Linked DNA regions of Mus musculus: region 1 is linked to region 2. Evidence: chromatin contacts called from ENCODE Hi-C or POLR2A ChIA-PET data. All regions are on one chromosome and are shown on one strand. Each heading gives the region's core, a stretch centred on a gene start or an enhancer-like site at or near the end of the contact. The rest is flanking DNA. Distances are from core to core; before and after follow the strand shown. Region 1 holds the start of Gas8 (growth arrest specific 8). Region 2 holds the start of Def8 (differentially expressed in FDCP 8).

Region 1 (4,418 bases), core at 1,867-4,366, 76 kb before region 2:
CACAGCAACCGTCACCGACTCAGACCCAGGGAGACATGCCATGTTGGCACGGGTTGTGGTTTTGTAAGAGCCTTTTACATCAATATACATGAGTGGCTTAAGATCATTTGTATAAGGACACTACAACACAATACAACCTAAACATATACTGAAGACATCCCTCCAGAACCAGGGGTGTAGCTCAGTGGTGTGGCACCAGTCTTAACAAAAAAATAAAGTAAATGAAGAAAACCTCCTCCCAAGCTAAGCATGAGCAGTCAAACAGAGGCAGCCCCAATAGGGCTACCCCTTATTGGAAGTTTTGTCAAAAATAAAACAGCCAGGGGCCAGCACAATGGTTCAGCAGGTAAAGGGGTCTGCTGCCAAGCCGGAAAACCTGAGTTCAATCCCAACTCCTACACAGTGGAGGAAAGAACCAACCCACACATGTTGTCCAGATGTATAAATGAAAGACAGAACACTAATTTTAAAAACTGGGGGTGTGCCGGGCGGTGGTGACGCACGCCTTTAATCCCAGCACTGGGAGGCAGAGGCAGGCAGATTTCTGAGTTTGAGGCCAGCCTGGTCTACAGAGTGAGTTCCAGGACAGCCAGGGCTACACAGAAAAACCCTGCTCGGAAAAACCAAAAAACAAAAACAAAAAAACAAAAAACAAAAAAAACGTGAGTAATTAATCAGACGAAGACAATGTAGTTTTAAGTAAATTGTGTTCCTTTTAAAACTTTCCTTTTTTCTCCTTCTTTTTTTGGTTTTTTGAAACGGTGCCTTTCTATATAGCTTTGGCTGACTCAGAACTCACTATGTAGATTAGACTGGCCTTGAAATTACTGAGATTAATCTACCTGCCTCTGCCTCCCAAGGCAGGCGCCACCACACTTGGCTAAAATCTTCCCCTTTGATATAATGTTTACTGGCAAACAAAGAATGACATATCTGTCTTAACACTTACAAATCAGCTCTGTGACCACTGGGTATATGAAAAGATAAGGATGAAATAAAATGCACAAAGTTTAAAAATACCTATCATATTCGAGGGGTGGGGGGACGCCTTCCAGGTTCCTATTACAAAGTGTCCTCACATGGATACACTGCATTTAAAAGTATGTCATGCCAGGTGAAGTGAGGAAACTACGGGCACGGGATAGACACGTTACGTTTGGACAGACTGAGAGTAGACAGACACACAGATAAGAGTTTCGCCAGCACATCTGCAGCGGTGCCTACCCCACCCTTGAGCCAGGCTCCAAGGGCTGTGCTCACCTGCTCCTTGGTCATGTCCTCTGGTGCGACGCCATCAACAATCGCGGTCCCTTTGGCTTTCCCCTTCTTCCCTTTCTTTTTGGGTGCCTTTGTGTGAAGAAGAGAGGACTGAGTTAAGTACAGGACAACTCTATCTCAGGGTGTCCCTCCTTGATGGACTGACTGCTCACATGGTCAGCTCTACCTCAGGGTGTCCCTCTTTGACTGACTCGGTTCACACAGGCATAAGGGGAAGGAATGCCTGTTTAGAATCTTGACCTTGACTGTTCACACAGTGCTGACTGGAACATTTACCTAGGGGGTATCATTATACTGATCCCTCCCCCCCATTAATATACCAGAGGTGGGGAGGGAGAGAGATCTCATTTGGAGAAGCACTAAGGGGGAAGGGAAGGAGAAAGAAAACACTTCAAACCCATTCACTCCTGGATGTAGGACAAGAATTTCTTTGTTACGGTTAAAAACATTCTTTTGGAGAGATGGCTCAGAGGTTAAGAGCACTGACTGCTCTTCCAGAGGTCCTGAGTTCAATTCCCAGCAACCACATGGTGGCTCACAACCATCTGTAATGGGGTCTGATGCCCTCTTCTGGTGTGTTGGAGGACAGCAGCAGTGTACTCACATATATAAAACAAATCTTACATTAAAAAAAAAAAAAGAAAAACTTATGGGGGGGTGGAGAAGGGGTGTTTTGGGAAAGGCAGCATTTGAGGAGGTAGTGTGGAAACCTAAAAGATAAAAAGAAAAACTTATCTGGGCTTTAAAAAGGAGGGATACACACACACACACACCCGCCCCACCCCACAAGTATACTGGCAACCACGCTTCATAGCCACCACAGAGACACAGAAGACCCTCATCAGCAAGGACCGAGAATAAGCCTTTTGGAGAGACCTCACAGCAATGACCGAATCTGAGGCTTCCTGACTCGTGTCTGCCATTATGAACCCACTTCAGGGAACTCTGGTCTTGAGCACACCGCACACACTGTGTCTGTCTGCAGATGTTCCCAGCAGACACTGCTCACAGGGCCTGCTTTATTCTAGCAGCCTTGACAAGGCCATAAATGCTTGGCGGGAAGATTAAGCAGCAGTTAATATCGGCCATAGTTCCAGGCAGGCAGACGCAGGAAGATGCCACCCCACCAGCTAATGACCCATGCCCTAGCACATCTGCCAAGACACTGCACTACTGACAGCATCTATCTCCTGGGTGGGGCGGGGCATTATGTGAGAAAAATAAAGGAGACAGGGGGCTTCGGCCTTCTTCTTCTCAGGAGCCTGAGATACCCAAGGTGTGTATCCCTGGTCACTCCATGACACTCTGCCCTTGGTAGGGAGGCCTCCGGCCACATGGTACACGCTAGGTTTTCCACCTCCGAGTTCTCGGGGTTTCTCCTGTGCCGGATTCTGCGCCCTGTGGACACTTAATTGACCCCTGAGCCCTTAAGTACTGGTCCCAAGGATCTGACGGACTCAGCTTCTGATTTCTGGACGCCTTGCACACTGGACTCTCAGTCTAGCCAGTGTGATGATCATCCCAGAGAACCTGAATGCAGGCCCCGGCCTCCTGGCCTCCCCAACCGGGACCACACGGAAGAACTGCGCCCAGCTCTCCATTCTAGTAATCCAAAATTGCAGGCCCTCCCAGTCCCGGGGACCCGACCCTCTCCACATTTCTGCACGAAAGCCTCCCAGGTTCTCTGTGCACTGGACACTCCGAGCACAGGCCGACTCACCATGGTGCCAGCAGTCCAGCACTTCCACTAATCCGGGATGGGCGCTGGTCAGAGGAGGCTGCGCGGTCTCCTGGCAACTCCGACTAGATCCCGTGCTGGTTCTCAAATCCTCGCGAGACTATCCTCCAGTTCTCCCCTCCCACCCACCCCCGCCCTAAGGGACCTGGGCAACCGGGAGTGCGTCCCTAACAACGCGCCAGAAGAGCTAGTGTTGCCCTCGGTGTATTGCTGGTCTCTCTCCCACTACAACTTGGGCTACAGAAGAAACCTATTGTGGTTCCTCGGGTTCTCCAGAGTCTACATGGCGGGCGCTCACAAGGAGGAACGGATAAAGAGAAAAGTCTGAATGATTAATCTGCCTCCCAAGCCAAGTTCCCAAATTGGATGCAAATATTGAGCTAAGAGCCCGCTCCTGCGGCCCATCCACCTTGCCCTGCTTGTGAAAATTCCTTCCACATGCTGCTCTGATGAGACTGAACGTGTAAAGCTGGGCTTCCAGAAAGAAAAACGCTAAGGGTGTTATGCCTGCGACCACTGGGGAAGCTGAGAGGAAGACTGCATGCGTTGGAAGCTAGCCTGGGCTACATACCAAAAACCCTGTCTCAAAAAAAAAAAAAAAAAAAAAAAAAAAAAAAAGAAAAAAATGCTGGAGAGATGGCTCAGCGGGTAAGAGCACTGACTGCTCTTCTGAAGGTAGAACCACCCATAATGAGACCTGACGCCCTCTTCTGATGCGTCTGAAGTCAGCTACAGTGTATTTATTTATAATAATAAATAAGCGAGTTGATTGGAGTTGCTTGGAGCAGGGCTGCACCCTGCATAACAACCACATAAAGGCTCACAACCATCTGTACAGCTGCAGTGTATGCACATACATAAAAAGAAAGAGAAACAAAACAAAAGCAAAACAACAACAAAGTGGCTTAGCAGGACAGGGTAAAACAGAAACAGAAGGGACAGCAGGTTATGCTCCTCTGCCTGCTCTGAGGATGAAGATTCCACACCCATAAGTGGATGCAGCAGGAGAGAAAGATTGCTCAGTGGTGGGGATCTGAGGCTCCTAGCAATGAGACTCCCCTGTTTGCTAACCCAACCTCCCAGTGTCCCCTCTCCCAGATTCTTGAAGAATGGCCCGCTGGAAGAACAACACCGGATCCTTGTGAGCATTCTAACAGTGGCTTATTTGTAGTAAATCTTAACAAAAGTCCAACATAGCCGCCACGCTGTTTGCTGTCAGTGAACTTTAAGGCGAGCCCCACTCGCCTGGGAAACTCAAAAGCAGCACCTAGAAGCACCTGAGCACAGTTAGGTCAGCTGTCGAATGCTGTCAGCCGAGAGCTCAGATTGTCAGCCGGAACATACACAGGTGGACTCCGGGTAGCCTGTTTTTTACGGGAGCCTTCCAAGAAAGCTGGATTTC
Region 2 (4,178 bases), core at 854-3,353:
TTTCTTTTCTATCACCACTGGGACAATCTCCATGGGGTCTGGTATCAGAATTGCTATAACGATAATCTTCATTAATGAAAAATTCCGCCAGGCGTGGTGGCGCACGCCTTTAATCCCAGCACTTGGGAGGCAGAAGCAGGTGGATTTCTGAGTTCAAGGCCAGCCTGGTCTACAGAGTAAATTCCAAGACAACCAGGGCTACACAGAGAAACCCTGCCTCAAAAAAAAAAAAACAAAAACAACAACAAAAAAGGTTTAAGCCCGGCAGTGGTGGCAGGTGGAATTTCTGAGTTCAAGGCCAGCCTGGTCTACAGAGTGAGTTCCAGGACAGCCAGGGCTATACAGAGAAACCCTGTCTGGAAAAAACCAAAAACCAAAAACCAAAAAAAAAAAAAAACCAAAAAAGAATGTATTGGGCTGGACAGAGAGAGATGGCTCAGTGGTTAGGACCACTGACTGTTCTTCTGAAGGTCCTGAGTTCAAATCCCAGCAACCACATGGTGGCTCACAACCGTCCATAATGAGATCTGAAGCCCTCTTCTGTAGTGTCTGAAGACAGCTACAGTGTACTTACATATAATAAATAAATAAATCTTAAAAAAGAAAGAAAGAAAGAAATCAATTGCAGCCCTACTCTCTTGCCCAAGACTGAGCGGAAGGACGAGTGTGTGGTTTGGTAACAACAGAAACTGGGAGTTGCTGCTGGGCAGTCACCGACGCCATGTGGTGACCAGCCCAGTCTAAAGGAACTGGGTGGAGCCCACAGGAGCCCCTTCCAGACGCCTTCTCTGGAAACCTCCCGATGGTTTAGAATATAGTCAGAGGGACAGGGAGACCTTGACCAGAGCTTGCCCTCCACTCTCCTCTGGGCTACCTTTCCCAGGAAAATGGCTCCCTTATGTATGTCCTGACTGGCACTGCCACCACCTGACCAGGAACAAAAGCAAGGAATGAATTAAGCAATGGAGCCATTTAACCCATCTTCCTGGTTTGTCTGGAACCAGTTTGGAGAACCATATTGCTCTTTCAGCTGAGTACGAATAGACAGCACCTCAGCCCAGCCCAGGCTGCAGGAAGCAACAGCCGGCTTTGAGTAGGACCCCATCTCCTATTTCCCCACCAGCCTTACAGAGATCTGCACCCAGAATCCGTGGTTGGCCTCAGGAAAGATACTCAAGAAAGGACAAAAAAAAAAAAAAAAAAAAAGAAAACTGTTCCATCCAGCCCCTGCAGAGGTCTCTCCTAAATCGAATAATAATTACAACTTGACAACTGAAACCCTCAGAGTAAGACCAAGGGTCTGTGGTACATCAGAGGCACTGGGTGAAAGTTCAAGACAGATTATGGTGAATAAGAGCCCGCCTCCGGTGTGTTACTTTAGCCACCAAAAAGTGCTAGTCCAAGGGCCACAGGAGTCCAAAGTACATCCTATTTGCTCACACCCTTAAAAAGGATGGACAGGCAATCCAGGCCAAGCAGGACCAGTGTTAATAATTCTCAACTACCCCAGAAGGCGCAACAAAGCGCACCTCACATTTCTACCCGCTATAACGTGAATTCATTCTGAGGATGCGACTGTCCCCACTGGGGCAGGTCTCTACGACCTTCCTCACCCATTTCATAGTTGTGAAACCGAAGGCTCAGAAAAGCTCAACATAGCAGAAGGCGAGTCCCTGCGGGTCCTTGGGCCGGGAGTCCCATACTCAGGCTCTGAAGCCACCCGGTGATTGGGGGTGGGGGTCGGCATCTGTGGACGCTAAGCTCTGCCCTACGTACTGCGGGGACCAATGAGGTCACCAAGGCCTTGCGCACAGCGGAGAGCCAGCAGGCGGCAGCCGGGAGCTGGACGTCTTGCTTGAGGCCTCTGCCAGTTCTGCACCATGAGTGCGTGGGTCAGAAGCCCGATCCCGGAGTCCGACCAGTGGCGATTGCATGCTGAGATCTGGACCCTCGCCTGCTTTCCCACCAGACCCCCCCGACACCTACAGAGACCGCTTTCTGGCTTACCTGGCTGCCGCTACATTGTACCGGACCGGCTGGCTACACTGTAGTTCGCCGCCGCTGATACACTGTACCGGCTCCTCCGCCCGCTGCTGCCGCCTCCGGCCAGGAGGTTCATGACACCGATTGCCCTGCTGGCTCGCTGGAGCACCTCCAAGTCTCCTGCTTCTGGTCCATAGAGTCCATTACCTTTGCCCTGAGTCTTTTCTCCTGAGTTCCCCCACCCCCACGCCTTAGTAATTGCATTCAAGGGAATGGTTCCACAGTGGTAACCCCTCAATGTCCCCACATCCCCAACACTGACATTCAGCTGTCCCCAGGACACCACCATCGAGACATTTAAGGTGCGTCTCAAGCTCCAAAGGTCCTATCTGAGAAAACAACAATAACACCACACACACACATCACACCACATACACACACACTACACACCACACACTCATACACACGACACACACACGACATACCACATACACACCACACACTCACTATACACACTACACACATACTATACACACCATACACATACACACACACCTCATACACACATGACACACTACATACACACTACACACACCACACACACTACACACACCACACATACACATCACACAACATAACACTACACACACCACACGCACATCAAACCACATACACACACAGAGACATACACACACCACACACCTAACACACCTCTGTCTGATAGTGAATAAATCATTCCCACCTGAGGCCAACCTTCAGTGCGTTCCTGATCACATTCCTTTGTCTGATCTAACTTCCACCGGACTCAGGACCAGCCCTTCTTCCCCACCCCACGGTGACACCACAGCCATGACAGCCTCAGCACCCTCAGACTCCCTCTGCACCTCAAGCCCAGCAGTTGGAGGATCCCAGGGAAGAAGTCTGCCTCAGACTTCACCTCCCAGCTCTCTCACCAGACTTCACCCTCCTTACCCCTAACAGGCCAGGTCCACACTTAGGCCTCTCTGGCTCAGCCTTTAGGATACAGTCTTTCCTAACCACAGCCAAATGTCTCTCCTAATACTTCCTCCTCATCTGTGAGCAGAGATATCGGAGAGGCACTCGTTACTGTCTGATGACTCTCCTCTGACATTTCTACTGACTCTTTGTTCCTCATCCCAAAGGCTAAGAGCTAAAGGCAAGTGTTTTGGATTATTACTTCTGTGCTAGAAGGCCTATACCAGTGCTTGTGATATGAGCCAATATCTGTACTAGCACTGGGCCCTCACCTTCACAGAGAGTCAAGGATGGAGCCACGTCTGCCTGTCTTCATTACTATGAGTCTTGACAGTTTCTCCGTTGATGCAACAGCACTTTTTCTTTTCTTTTCTTTTCTTTTTTTTTTTCTTTTCTTTCTTTTTTTTTTTTTTTTTGGTTTTTCGAGACAGGGTATCCCTGTGTAGCCCAGGCTGTCCTGGAACTCTGTAGACCAGGCTGGCTTCGAACTCAGAAATCCACCTGCCTCTGCCTCCCGAGTGCTGTGATTAAAGGCGTGCGCCACCACGCCCAGCATGCAACAGCACTTTTATTGAGTACAACTATATGCCATGCTCAGGCACATCACCAGAAAATGATCAGGACAAGACTTGAGGAGGCTGCATTGCCCAAGGACCAGACAGACAAGTAGAAAAGGCAAATGGATCAGGTGTGTGCTGAAGGACACAGAGGCTAGTAAGGCGGGGCCTGAGATTAGATAGTGAGGCTGGACGTCTGACTTAAGATTCAAAAGGAAATGAGTTGACACACACTTAGAAAATGACATTTGAAGAATGTGGCATCTTAGTCCCTGTTCTTTTGCTGCGAAGAGACACCATGACCAAGGCAACGGTTACAAAAGAAACCATTTCACTGGGGAATTGCTTATAGTTTCAGAGGCAGGCATGGTGCTAGAGTAGTAGCTAAGCACTTGCATCCTGATTCACAGTTGGAGGCAGAGACAGGGAGACAGACAGATAGACAGACAGACAGACAGACAGGACCTGGCCTGAGCTATTGAGACCTCAAAAACCACCCCGAGGGTAAATACCTCTCAATCATTTCTAAAACAAGTTCTATGCACTAAGTACAAAAAATTCAAATGTATGAACCCTGAGACCATTCCCATTCAAACCACCACAGACAGGAAAGCCTGTAACTCCAACAGTTCAAAGGCAGTG

What was found. Hi-C counts contacts between places; a loop is a spot of excess contacts on that map. ChIA-PET counts read pairs that join two places held with the same protein, here RNA polymerase II (POLR2A).
Region 1: POLR2A ChIA-PET joins it to region 2 with 25 read pairs in Patski. The contact joins the promoter of Gas8 here to the promoter of Def8 in region 2. A Hi-C loop is called at or near these places in 1 of 37 maps with a recorded cell type or tissue (T-helper 2 cell). POLR2A ChIA-PET finds 5 or more read pairs at or near these places in 4 of 5 experiments (Patski and embryonic stem cell).

What each region holds. Positions count from the first base shown.
Region 1 is chr8:123,517,533-123,521,950 of GRCm38, reverse strand. It overlaps Gas8 (growth arrest specific 8), which reads right to left and starts at 3,116. Exons shown (of 11, transcript NM_018855.2): 1 at 2,999-3,116; 2 at 1,261-1,347. The coding sequence starts at 3,001. It also overlaps a transcript of Dbndd1 not described here.
Region 2 is chr8:123,440,881-123,445,058 of GRCm38, reverse strand. It overlaps Def8 (differentially expressed in FDCP 8), which reads right to left and starts at 2,103. Exons shown (of 12, transcript NM_054046.5): 1 at 2,008-2,103.